2 separate regions of the Homo sapiens genome follow, and region 2 is linked to region 1. The links are chromatin loops, found by intact Hi-C in ENCODE. Cell type or tissue: mammary epithelial cell. All regions are shown on one strand. Each heading gives the region's core, and the rest is flanking DNA. Links, peaks and the distances in the headings are about the cores only.

Region 1 (5,369 bases), core at 120-5,119:
TGGCCGACAAGGTATAGACAGCATCCTTGGTCTGCAAGGCCACCGCATGGGTAGGTTGCCACATGGCCAGCCGCATGACTCCCTCCCCACTATGGACCCCAGGGAGGGTGGCCCTTCCTTCCCAGGATGCATCTAAGGTCTTGAGTCTGGGGTGGGCAGGGGGTACAAAACCTCCCTTCCATTGGCCTGGGAAGAGCCCTGCTGGCTCCAGCGTCTCCCCCAGATATGCTAAGTGTTGGCATCACAGCTCTGGCTCTGAAGATAGGGCCTCTGGGTAAATGAGTGAAGGGATCCAGTCTCCATGGTGAGCCATGTTCAACACCAAAACCTCCCCCAGGGACCTCCAGCCATGCTGCCCACCACCAGCCCCCAAGCTGCACACAGCCTCACGTGGATCTGGAAGCCATAGTTGCGCTGCACCGCGTACTCAGTGACATCCGTGCAGGAACGCAGGTCGATCTCACCATCCAGCTCATCTGCCTGGAGCAAGAGGGCCCACTATGGTCCGTGTGGGCCCTGGTGTGACCCACCCCAGTGAACCCAGCCAGGCCACCCCAGGCCCTTCCGGGGGTTCATCAGTACACCCATGGCCTCACCTCCTCAGCAGTGGAGTCTCTGTAATATTTGAGACTTGAATCTGTCAGCACAAACCAATGTTTCTTCCACTGCGAAGTAGAGGTGGTGGTGAGCGAGGGGGAGGGAGGCTGCAAGGAGGATGGAATGAAAGAGCCAGTGTGTGTGATTGTACAGGTGTCCTGTGTGGCTGCCAAACTCACTATGCTGCACACAGGAGGGGTGGGGAGGCGGAAAATGCCAATTTGAGACCTGGCCCCTCCATTTCCTCTCTGAGCCTCAGGGGTAGCATCTGTGAAATGGATTGGTTTCCCCTCCGTAACCACACCCTCCCTTTCCTTCTTGGAGCTCCTTTTAAGATTGCCAAGGCTCCTCAGGCACCCCGGACCCAGTGCAGACAGGGAGGGGTGATGACCTGTGTAAGCAAGTCAGGGACTCAGCGGGGCCAGGACGTTACGTCTTTTTCCATATTCCCCCAGATCATCACCATGGTCAGGGACAATGGTCCCCTGGGAAGTAGGACTGGATGGAGCCCTGGAGTAGGAGTGAGTGCCAGCCACAATCTGCTGCCTTTTTTTTTTTTTTTTTTTGAGATGGAGGAGTTTTGCTCTTGTTGCCCAGGCTGGAGTGCAATGGTGCAATCTCCACTCACTGCAACCTCCCCCTCCTCCTGAGTTCAAGTGATTCTCCTGTCTTAGCCTCCCGAGTAGCTGGGATTACAGGCGCCCGCCATCATGCTCAGCTAATTTCTTGTATTTTTAGTAGAGATAGGGTTTCATCATGTCAGCCAGGCTGGTCTCAAACTCCTGGCCTCAGGTGATTCACCTGCCTTGGCCTCCCAAAGTGCTGGGATTACAGGCGTGAGCCACCGCGCCCAGATGCACGGTCTGCTTCTTGAACTGTAGGCTGGCTACCCACATCCGCAGCAGGTGAGAGCGCCCTAAGCTGTAAGTTTAGGATTTGTGATTGGGTGCCTTCCTGCAGTGCCTGTCTCTGCTCCAGCTGGGGTTAGATTGGCAGGACATGTAGGAAAGGGGTGGGGGCGCCAGAACAGCCTGATAGTATGCCAAGCCCAGCCCACCTCTGGGCTTCTGGTCACTCCACTGGAATGCCAGTCGCGGCCCGCCCACTGCCAGGGTCAGTGCATATCACCCGGTCCCCAGCCCTCCCAGGGTTCCCTCACATCACCAAGCCCTGTCTGTGCTGTTGGTTGTTTCAAGTACTTAGTTTTCTCTCCTCAAGAAGATGGTAAGTTCTCAAGGGGCATGCAACGACGATACCTTCTGCTTCTTTCCACATTGCCTCCCTGAGAAAAGGAGTTTTGTATCCAAGAGTTCCCTTTCTCTCTGTGTGCCTTTAGGCAAGTGTCTCCACTTTTCTGAGCTTCAGTCTTCTGAACCATAAAGTAGGGCTACTAAGAAGTCCCTATAGCTGGGCGCGGTAGCTCGCGCCTATAATCCCAGCACTTTGGGAGGCTGAGAAGGGTGGATCATCTGAGGTCAGGAGTTCGAGACCAGCCTGACCAACATGGAGAAACCCTGTCTCTACTAAAAATACAAAAAAAAATTAGATGGGCATGGTGGCGCATGCCTGTAATCCCGGCTACTCGGGAGGCTGAGGCAGGAGAATCGCTTGAACCCGGGAGGCGGAAGACACAGTGAGCCGAGGTTGCGCCACTGCACTCCAGCCTGGGCAACAAGAGTGAAACTCTGCCTCAGAAAAAAAAAAACAAAAATAAAAAACAAAAAAAGAAGTGCCTAGACCTTCTGGTGAGGCGAGCGGCGCCCATCCTCTCTTGTGTGGATGGCTGTCATGGCCCTTGGCATAGGGATGGACACCAACCAGGTTGCTGGGTTTGTTCTGGGAGGCCAGGCCTCTTAGAAGCATTTTCCTCTCACTAAGTAAACGGAGTTGCTGCTGCAGACCTCAATTGCCTCTCTGTAAAGTAGGACAGGGGTTCTATGCCAAGAGGTTTCTTTAGCTCTTCCAGGCCTAGCCTATGACTGTCTGAGATGGAAGCTGGGTGGAGCTCCATGGGCCTCAGGTGCGCTGAGTTCTGAGCCTGGGTCTGCCCCAGGTGCTCCTAGGCCTGGAAGAGACCAACACCCTCATGGGCCCGTCTCCTGTCTGTGCACCAAGGGGTTGGGCTGGCTGAATTCCCAGGGCCCTTCCAGTTCGGACATTCCAGAACCCTGTGATAGAGGATGACTAATGGCCAGCTCTGGGTGGGGCCTGTAATCCCTCTGCCCTCCGGGGACCCTGGGTGGGGAGGCCAGGAAGGGGTCACTGGCGGGGTGCCGGGCTTTGTGTGAGCCTAGAGAGCAGCCACCAGGGACAGCGGGCAGGCAGCGGGTAGGGAAGGCTGTGGGCTGGAGGGAATAAAACATGTGGGCCGGAAACACAATGAAATCCCCTCTGGCTCAAAGCCCTCTCCGGCATGCAGGCTGCACGCAGACCAGAGCAGCAGGCGCATGCAGGGCAGGGGTGGGGAGACGCTCCTGCCCAGGCAGTGTGGGCAGGGAGCCAGCCTGGCAGCCGAAAGAACAGAGCTGAGGAAACAGCCACTGTCCCTGCTGGTTCCAAGGACACATATGCCAGAGGAAGGGAAGGGTCTTTAGCTGAGCCCACAGTAAGTGCCAGGAGCTTTGTGGCACCTGTACGTGCTTGATCTCTCTGACCTTGTTATCCACTCTAGAAAGAATCACCATTATCCATTATGCCCATGTCACAGACGTGGCCACTGAGGACTAGAGGAGGCTTTGACTCAACCAGTGGGGATCCAGGTGGGTGAAACCCCAGCACCTGCGCCCTGAGCCCCACCCCCCTCAGACCAGGCTTTAGGAATCTGTGTCTCGGGCCAGACAGCTTCTACGAGCCCTTCCACCCAAGACCCTTGACTCCCACCCAGGCTCCTACTGAGGTGGCAGGGCCAAGAGACTCTTGATGAGATCAAGGGATGGGGCACTGGGTGTGAGGGGCTAGACGGCCCCTTGCTGTGATCCCTTTTACACACTGCAGACTGCTCCAGGAGGCAGAAGCCTAATGGGCAGCCTCCACCCCTCCCAGCCCCACCCCCAGGGTTCTCACACCAGCCCCAGCCCCACCCCCACTCCTGGGCTGCCCAGGGGCCCAGCAGCAGCACAAGCCAGCTTCCTCCCCTCCGGCCTCAGTCCTCTTACCTCTCCAGGCTCGTCCAAGATCGACATCCATCCCTTCTTGAAGTTGAGCAGATCGGGCTGTGGGGAGATGAGGAGGGAGGTGAGTTGGGTCCAGCAGGAAGCCAATGGGGGCTGGTGAGGGGAGCGTGCTGCACCCACCCTGTCCCCAAGTCCTGTGGGACCGAGCTCCTGGGAAGCCAGCCAAGAGGGCTAAGGCCCTAGGTAACCCCCAAGTCCAAGCAGGCCTCCCAGCCACTGAGGCAGCCCTGGCCCCTTTCCTGATAGTGGCACTCAGAGAGCCAAGAAGTTGGGCTGGGTGGCTGGCACACACACCCAGATGTCCCAGGGGCCTCTCTCCAGCCGACCCCTCGCCCAAGAATGGGAGAGAGGGGCTGGGAGGACTCTGCCTGCATAGAGACCCCCTGAGAGCTCAGAGGGCAGTCCAGACCAGCAGCACTGCGCGAACTGTCCAGTTCCTCCCTCTGACGAGGACCAAGTGCCCCACGGACCCTCCCATGGGCCCGCCAGTCCTGTCCTTTCCTCGGCTCCAGGAGACTATGGGAGGTGGAGCCAGTCACAGGCTGGGGTCAGAAACCCTCTGGTCCCCGCCTAGATCTCTTTGGGAAGGGTCAGTCCTGGCAAGCCCTACCTTCTGGGTGCCGCCCAGGGGGGCACAGCCCCGGGGTCTGGGGGCTACCAGCTGCAGCATGTCCCATGGAGACCTGTGCCAGGCACCCCCACCCAGGCCTAGATAAAGAAGTTGCTCATCCTGATATTTTTCTGACCATGCTCATCTAGTGGGTGCCAACCACCAGACCCTCCCTTCCTGCTGGGGAGACCTCTCTCATCTAAGTCCCGGTCCCTCTGCAGTCTCCGCTCCTGGCGCCGGCAGGGAGGAGGTGGCCACCGGTTGCCATGGCTCTGAGCCTACCTATCAGCCCCTACATCGAGGCCTCACCAGGCCAAGGTGTCTGGTTGCCTGCAGAGAACGGGTGGCATGGCTCAGTGGAGTGGGCGGTGACAGTGGCAGCTGGAAACCACAGCCACCCTGCCTGGCCACCTCTCCCGACCCACTCTCCACCCACGGAGCCCCTTCTCAGGTATAGGAAGTGGACCAACCGGGGCTTGGGACAGCTGAAGATCCAGAACCTTCCACAGCCACAGTCGGGGGACCCAGTAGGTTGGCATCCCAGCCCCTCCCTGTATACCTGTCTAAGGGAGAGACACAGGCTCTGCTCACGGCCGAGAACCCCTGGGGCTGCGTTTGTCCCGCTGCTCTGTATTCTGCCCACCCCGTCTTCCACCTGAGACGGAGGCTGCCCAGGGCGATCCCAAGCTAAGAATGAAGATTGGTGACCACACCTGGCTCCACTTCCCCTCAGTCTGGGACCTCCTGTGGCCCCAGGGCCTTGCAGGGGGCTTGACCACAGCAAGGCTCAGGAAAAACTTGCTGAGGAAATATCTACCCCCTGGTCTAAATTTCTGTGCTTTTTGGGCCATCTCCCCTACCCCCACCTAGCCCGGAGGAGCCAGGCTTCCTGGGCCCACAGAGCTGGCACCACTGGGCAGTCCCAGGCGAAAGTCCCTGGGCCAGGGCTGGGAGATTGGGGCAGGAATGACAAGCTGTCAGGCTGGAAC
Region 2 (5,369 bases), core at 15-5,014, 210 kb before region 1:
CTCCTACTTCCTGGTGAGCTGTTCCTAAGGATCTGTAGGAATAAGCATCAACTTCTCCAGCCAGGCAAGTGGGAGCAAAGGGTGCAACAGAGAGCCCAACAGATGCCTCCCAGAGATTTGGAGAAGTGAACCATGATTTGAGTGACTTACTTGAGTTCCTTCATGGCAATGAGCAGAGGATCTGTCTCCCCCTCCAGCTCCACCATCACAGGGGCACACATCCTGTAGGGATAGGGACAGGTGTTAGGGAGACTACAAACCCAGGGAGAAGGGCCCAACAGGCAGTGAGGGTGGAACGGCATCCTGGTCCCCACCTAGAAACGTCATCTTCTAGGTAGGCAGGCACAGTAGGGAGTGGTGTGTAGGGGCACTGCCAGAGATCTTCCCTGGCAGAGGCCTATCACAGACTCCGGAGTCCAGCGGCCACAGCAGAATGTCCTGGTGGAAAGGGAGACATGTGCAAAGGCACACCATTCTAACTGCTCCAACCCCAGAGCCTTGCCTCAGTGCCCAGTGCACCTCATTTCAATTTCTATTTTCTCTCTCTACTTTTTGGAGACAAGGTTTCACTCCCATTGCCCAGACTGGAGTGCAATGGGGAGATCGTGGCTCACTGCAACCTCCACCTCCCAGGCTCAAGCAATTCTCCTGCTTGGGACTACAGGCATACACCACCAGCTATGCTAATTTTTTTATTTTTTGTATAGATGGGTGAAATTAACATTTCGCCATGTTGCCCAGGCTGGTCTCGAACTCCTGGGCTCAAGCAATCCGCCTGCCTCAGCCTTCCAGATTGCTGGGATGAAAGGCATGAGCCACCATGCCCGGCATCATTTCCATTCTCTATAGACACAACACCTCAGTAGAGGCCCTGCCCTTCCTGCCCAGCCCTCCCCACCCTTCACCTGAGGCCAGCAGTCAGGGGGCTCACCTGCTTACAACACTGTCATGACTCCCCTTGGCTATCAGGCCAGAGTGCAGTCTGGTCCCTGTTTGCCTTCCTAGCACAGTCCCGTGCTACTTTCCTGTATTTACTCCACATTCCAGCCATACCAAACTATTTCTGGTTCCCTAGATGCGCCATGTTGTTTCCCTTTTGTGTGCTCTTACAAGCTCTTCCTCTCCCTAAAAACCTGCGAGAGGTTCAGATGTCTCCACCCTGGAAATCGTGTGCTGACTCTTCAGTACCTGGACTCATTTTGCATATACTTTTCTTGGCACCAATCTCATTGAACTGTAACTACTTGTTTGGAAACTTTCCACATTAGACCATGAGCTCCTAGTGGCCCAGAACCACATGTGATTCACCACGGAGGCCCAGCCCCCAGCATAACACTTGGCCCACAGTGGGGACTCTACCACCAAGCAAAGGGATGCCAATTCTAGGCCCATCTCCTCTAGGAAGCCACCCCTGATGATTCCAGCTCAGGTTCACACCAACAAATCCAGAATTAACAGGAGAGCATGCTAAAAAATACAGGTTCCTGGGTCCTTCCCCAGACCCCCGGAATAGAATCTCTAGTGAAGCGGCCTGAGAGCCTGCATTTGCAAAACTGCCCAGATGATTCTGATAATCAGCTAGTCTGAGAGCTACCAGCTTACTAATTTTATTACTAAATATTTCGATTTATATTACTCCCAAAAGCCTGAAAATTTCCCAAGGGCAGAGATGAAGTATTTAACTTTCCCTATATCCTCTCTTAATAAGTATTTAAACTTTCCCAAAATATAAAGCTTTAAAGAATGTGGCAAAATACCTGATCTGCATGTGCCTGCTTTCTTTCAAAATATAAATAATTCAAGGGCATTCACTCATTCCGCACCTATTATGCACATGGAATGTGCAAGAATGTGTCCTTAAGTAATTTAATTTTTCTTGCACCATGGCTTCTACAGAGAAACACATCAACCATCCAGTTAAGAAGTAGATGTGACAAACATCATCAGCCACCAGGTGGTGCTAATGAACCAGACTGAAACCCCATCCAAAACCTACCCAACAAACAGTTGTTCTGGCCAGGTGCAGTGGCTCACGCCTCTAATCACAGCACTTTGGGAGGCTGAGACAGGTGAATCACCTGAGGTCAGGAGTTTGAGACCAGCCTGGCCAACATGGTGAAACCCCGTCTCTACTAAAAATACAAAAAATTAGCCGGCCGTGGTGGCACATGCCTGTAGTCCCAGATACTCGAGAGGCTGAGGCATGAGAATCGCTTGAACCAGGAGGTGAAGGTTGCAGTGAGCCGAGATGGCACCACTGCACTCCAGCCTAGGTGACAGAGTGAGACTCCACCTGCACCTACCAAGTGCAGAGTCCCATTATGGCTGTACAAGAGCTTACAGCAGGCAAGGAGCCACCAGATGGTGTCATAGCCCTTAAGTGGAAAGAGCACTAAAGACTGGAATGAGCTGGATCAAGCTTTGCTCCCCAAGAAAAACAGGACACTTGGCTGGGCACAGTGGCTCACGCCTGTAATCCCAGCACTTCGGGAGGCCAAGGCAGGTGAATCACCTGAGGTCACGAGTTCAAGACCAGCCCGACCAACATGGTGAAACACCGTCTCTACTAAAAATACAAAATATTAGCCAGGCATGGTGGCGTGTGCCTGTAATCCCAGCTACTCAGGAGGCTGAGGCTGGAGAATTCCTTGAACCCAGGAGGCAGAGGTTGCAATCAGCCAAGATCATGCCATTGCACTCCAGCCTGGGCAACAAGAGCAAAACTCCATCTCAAAAAAAAAAAAAAAAGAAAGAAAGAAAGAAAAGAAAAACAGGACACTTGGATTTATGAGTGGCCTGGATGCTGGATGTTGGCCTCAAAACCTTTAAGTGCTGCACACTGCCCACCAAATGAACTCTAATCTTCTGAACCTGTCACTCACAGGACCAGTGTCATCTTCTCCAGCCTTATGCCCCAAGCTGCTTATGATCCCTCATCACAAATCCACAACTGCCTGCCTCCACCTGGACCTTTCCTTGGGCTGTTTCTGGCACCTGGAGTACCCACAAAACCAACTCTCTTTACCTGTCCCCACTAGAATTCTAATCCCTTCACAAGGCTTTCCCAGTCACCTCTGCAATAACTCTCTTTGTACCTTTCATAAAGCACCACTCGCATCTGCCTTGGGTTGTGGGTACCTGTGCACAGGTCTATCTCCCCCACCAGAAAACACCTGGAGGACTGGGGATTATGTCTTTTTTTTTTTTTTTAATTATTTTTGGTAACAGAGTCTCACTCTGTCACCCAGGCTGGATTAGTGGCACGATCTTGGCTCAGTGCAACCTCCGCCTCCCAGGTTCAAGCGATTCTCTTGCCTCAGCCTCCCGAGTAGCTGGGATTATAGGCGCGCGCCACCACACCCGGCTAATTTTTGTATTTTTAGTAGAGACGGGGTTTCACCATGTTGGCCAGGCTGCTCTCGAACTCCTGACCTCAGGTGATCCGCCCACCTTGGCCTCCCACAGTGCTCGGATTCCAGGCGTGAGCCACCGCGCCCGGCTGGGACTACATCTTTAATCATCTCAGCATCCTATCAAGTGCTAATGCAGTATCTTTCTTCAGTGCTGAAAGACTGTTTAACTTGCAAATAAGCAGTCTATTTGTTTTAAAAATAACTTATGAATTCTTCTTTCTACTGGGCCACTTTTAGCCTATATTAGTGTGCCCCATAGAATGCTCTGCAATGACAGAAATGTCCTATCCCCCTGTGCTATCCTTTATGGTAACCAGTAGCCACATGTGGCTACTGAACACACTTGAAATGTGGCTAGTTGTAATCCCAGCACTTTGGAGGCTGAAGCAGGGGGATCACTGGAAGCCAGGAGTCTTTTTGTGAGACCCTGTCTCTACAAAAAATTAAGACATTAGCCACGTGTGGTGGCATTAGCCTGTAGTCCTAGCTACCTGGGAGGCTGAAGTGGGAAGATCACTTAAGCCTAGAAGTTTTGAGGCTGCAGTGAGCTATGATAGCACCACTGCACTCCAGCCCGGGTGATAGAGCCAAACTGTCTCTAAAAAAATAAAAGAAAAGGCTGGGCGTGGTGGCTCATGCCTGTAATCCCAGTACTTTGGGAGTCTGAGGCAGGAGGATCACCTGAGATCAGGAGTTCAAGACCAGCCTGGCCAACGAACATGGTGAAACCCCGTCCCTACTAAAAATACAAAAATTAGCCAGGCGTGGTGGCGGGTGCCTGTAATCCCAGCTACCCGGGAAGCTCAGGTTGGAGAATCACTTGAACCCGGGAGGCGGAGGATGCAGTGAGCCAAGATCACACCACTGCACTCCAGCCTGGGTGACAGAGTGAGACTCCTTCTCAAAAAAAAATAAATAGGCTGGGCGCAGTGGCTCACGCCTGTAATCCCAGCACTTTGGGAGGCCGAGGCAGGCAGATCACAAGGTCAGGAGATCGAGACCATCCTCGCTAACACGGTGAAACACCATCTCTACTAAAACTACAAAAAATTAGCCGGGCGTGGTGGCAGGTGCCTGTGGTCCCAGCTACTGGGAAGGCTGAGGCAGGAGAATGGCGTGAACCCGTGAGGCAGAGCTTGCAGTGAGCCAAGACTGTGCCACTGCACTCCAGCCTGGGTGACAGAGCAAGACTCCGTCTCAAAAAAAATTAAATAAATAAATAAAAGAAAAAGAAGTGTGGCTGGCTAGTGAGAAAGAAACTGAATTTCTAATTTTATTTAATTGTACTTAATGTAAATGGACACATACAGTTCATGGCTACCATAGTTGATGGTGCAGGCCCAGAGGATCCTGACGTTGGTGGCATATTGGGTATGGCTGTCACACTGGGTGTGGCTCTAATGCCATGCATAAGAGCAAGGAGTGCAACCAGGCTGAGAAGAGGTCCGCTACTGAGGAATGGGGGAGAACAATGTTGTCCACCCATAAAACCCTTTATTGAAGTAGACATGATGGTCATCTTTACCCCTACAGGACTAGAGGAGGCAACAGCCCAGTGCTGCTTGAACACTAAGGAGGAGAATGTACAGACAGCATTTGCTGCCCCTGTAAGCACACAGAGTCCACAAATCTGGCCCCAGCTTTCCTTTGTTTTTTTTTTGTTTGTTTGTTTGTTTGTTTTGAGATGGAGTCTCTGTCACTCAGGCTGGTGTGCAGTAGTGCGATCACAGTTCACTGCAGCCTCAACCTCCTGGCCTTAGGTGATCCTCCCACGTCAGCCTCCCGAGTAGCTGGGACTACAGGCGCACGCCACCACACTCAGCTAATTTTTGTATTTTTTGTAGAGATGGGGTTTCACCATGTTGCCCAGGCTGATTTTGAACTTCTGGGCTCAAGCAATCCACCTGCCTCGTCCTCCCAAAGTGCTGGGATTACAGTTGTGAGCCACGGCACCCA

The links. A loop is a pair of places that touch in the nucleus more often than their neighbours do. Peaks named below come from ENCODE experiments on the same cell type or tissue, not always from the same donor. Only the 100,000 strongest peaks of a DNase experiment are listed, where the experiment ranks them.
Region 2: a loop joins it to region 1, with 6 times the contacts of the local background. A loop is called at or near these places in 2 of 110 quality-filtered maps.

Annotation. Positions count from the first base shown.
Region 1 is chr22:37,750,212-37,755,580 of GRCh38, reverse strand. TRIOBP (TRIO and F-actin binding protein) reads right to left here. Exons shown (of 24, transcript NM_001039141.3): 12 at 3,753-3,809; 13 at 597-704; 14 at 391-480; 15 at 1-31. Among named protein-coding and RNA genes, the nearest start is that of H1-0, 52 kb to the left of the region's middle. RefSeq lists enhancers at 1-759, 2,407-3,027, 2,842-4,041. In mammary epithelial cell, for the core only: a CTCF peak has its summit at 2,915; a DNase peak (open chromatin) is centred at 2,800; H3K27ac peaks cover 1,773 bases.
Region 2 is chr22:37,961,952-37,967,320 of GRCh38, reverse strand. It overlaps POLR2F (RNA polymerase II, I and III subunit F), which reads right to left. Exons shown (of 5, transcript NM_021974.5): 4 at 151-222. Among named protein-coding and RNA genes, the nearest start is that of MIR6820, 2.9 kb to the left of the region's middle. RefSeq lists an enhancer at 1,916-2,415. In mammary epithelial cell, for the core only: a CTCF peak has its summit at 1,953 (motif pointing right); a DNase peak (open chromatin) is centred at 1,980.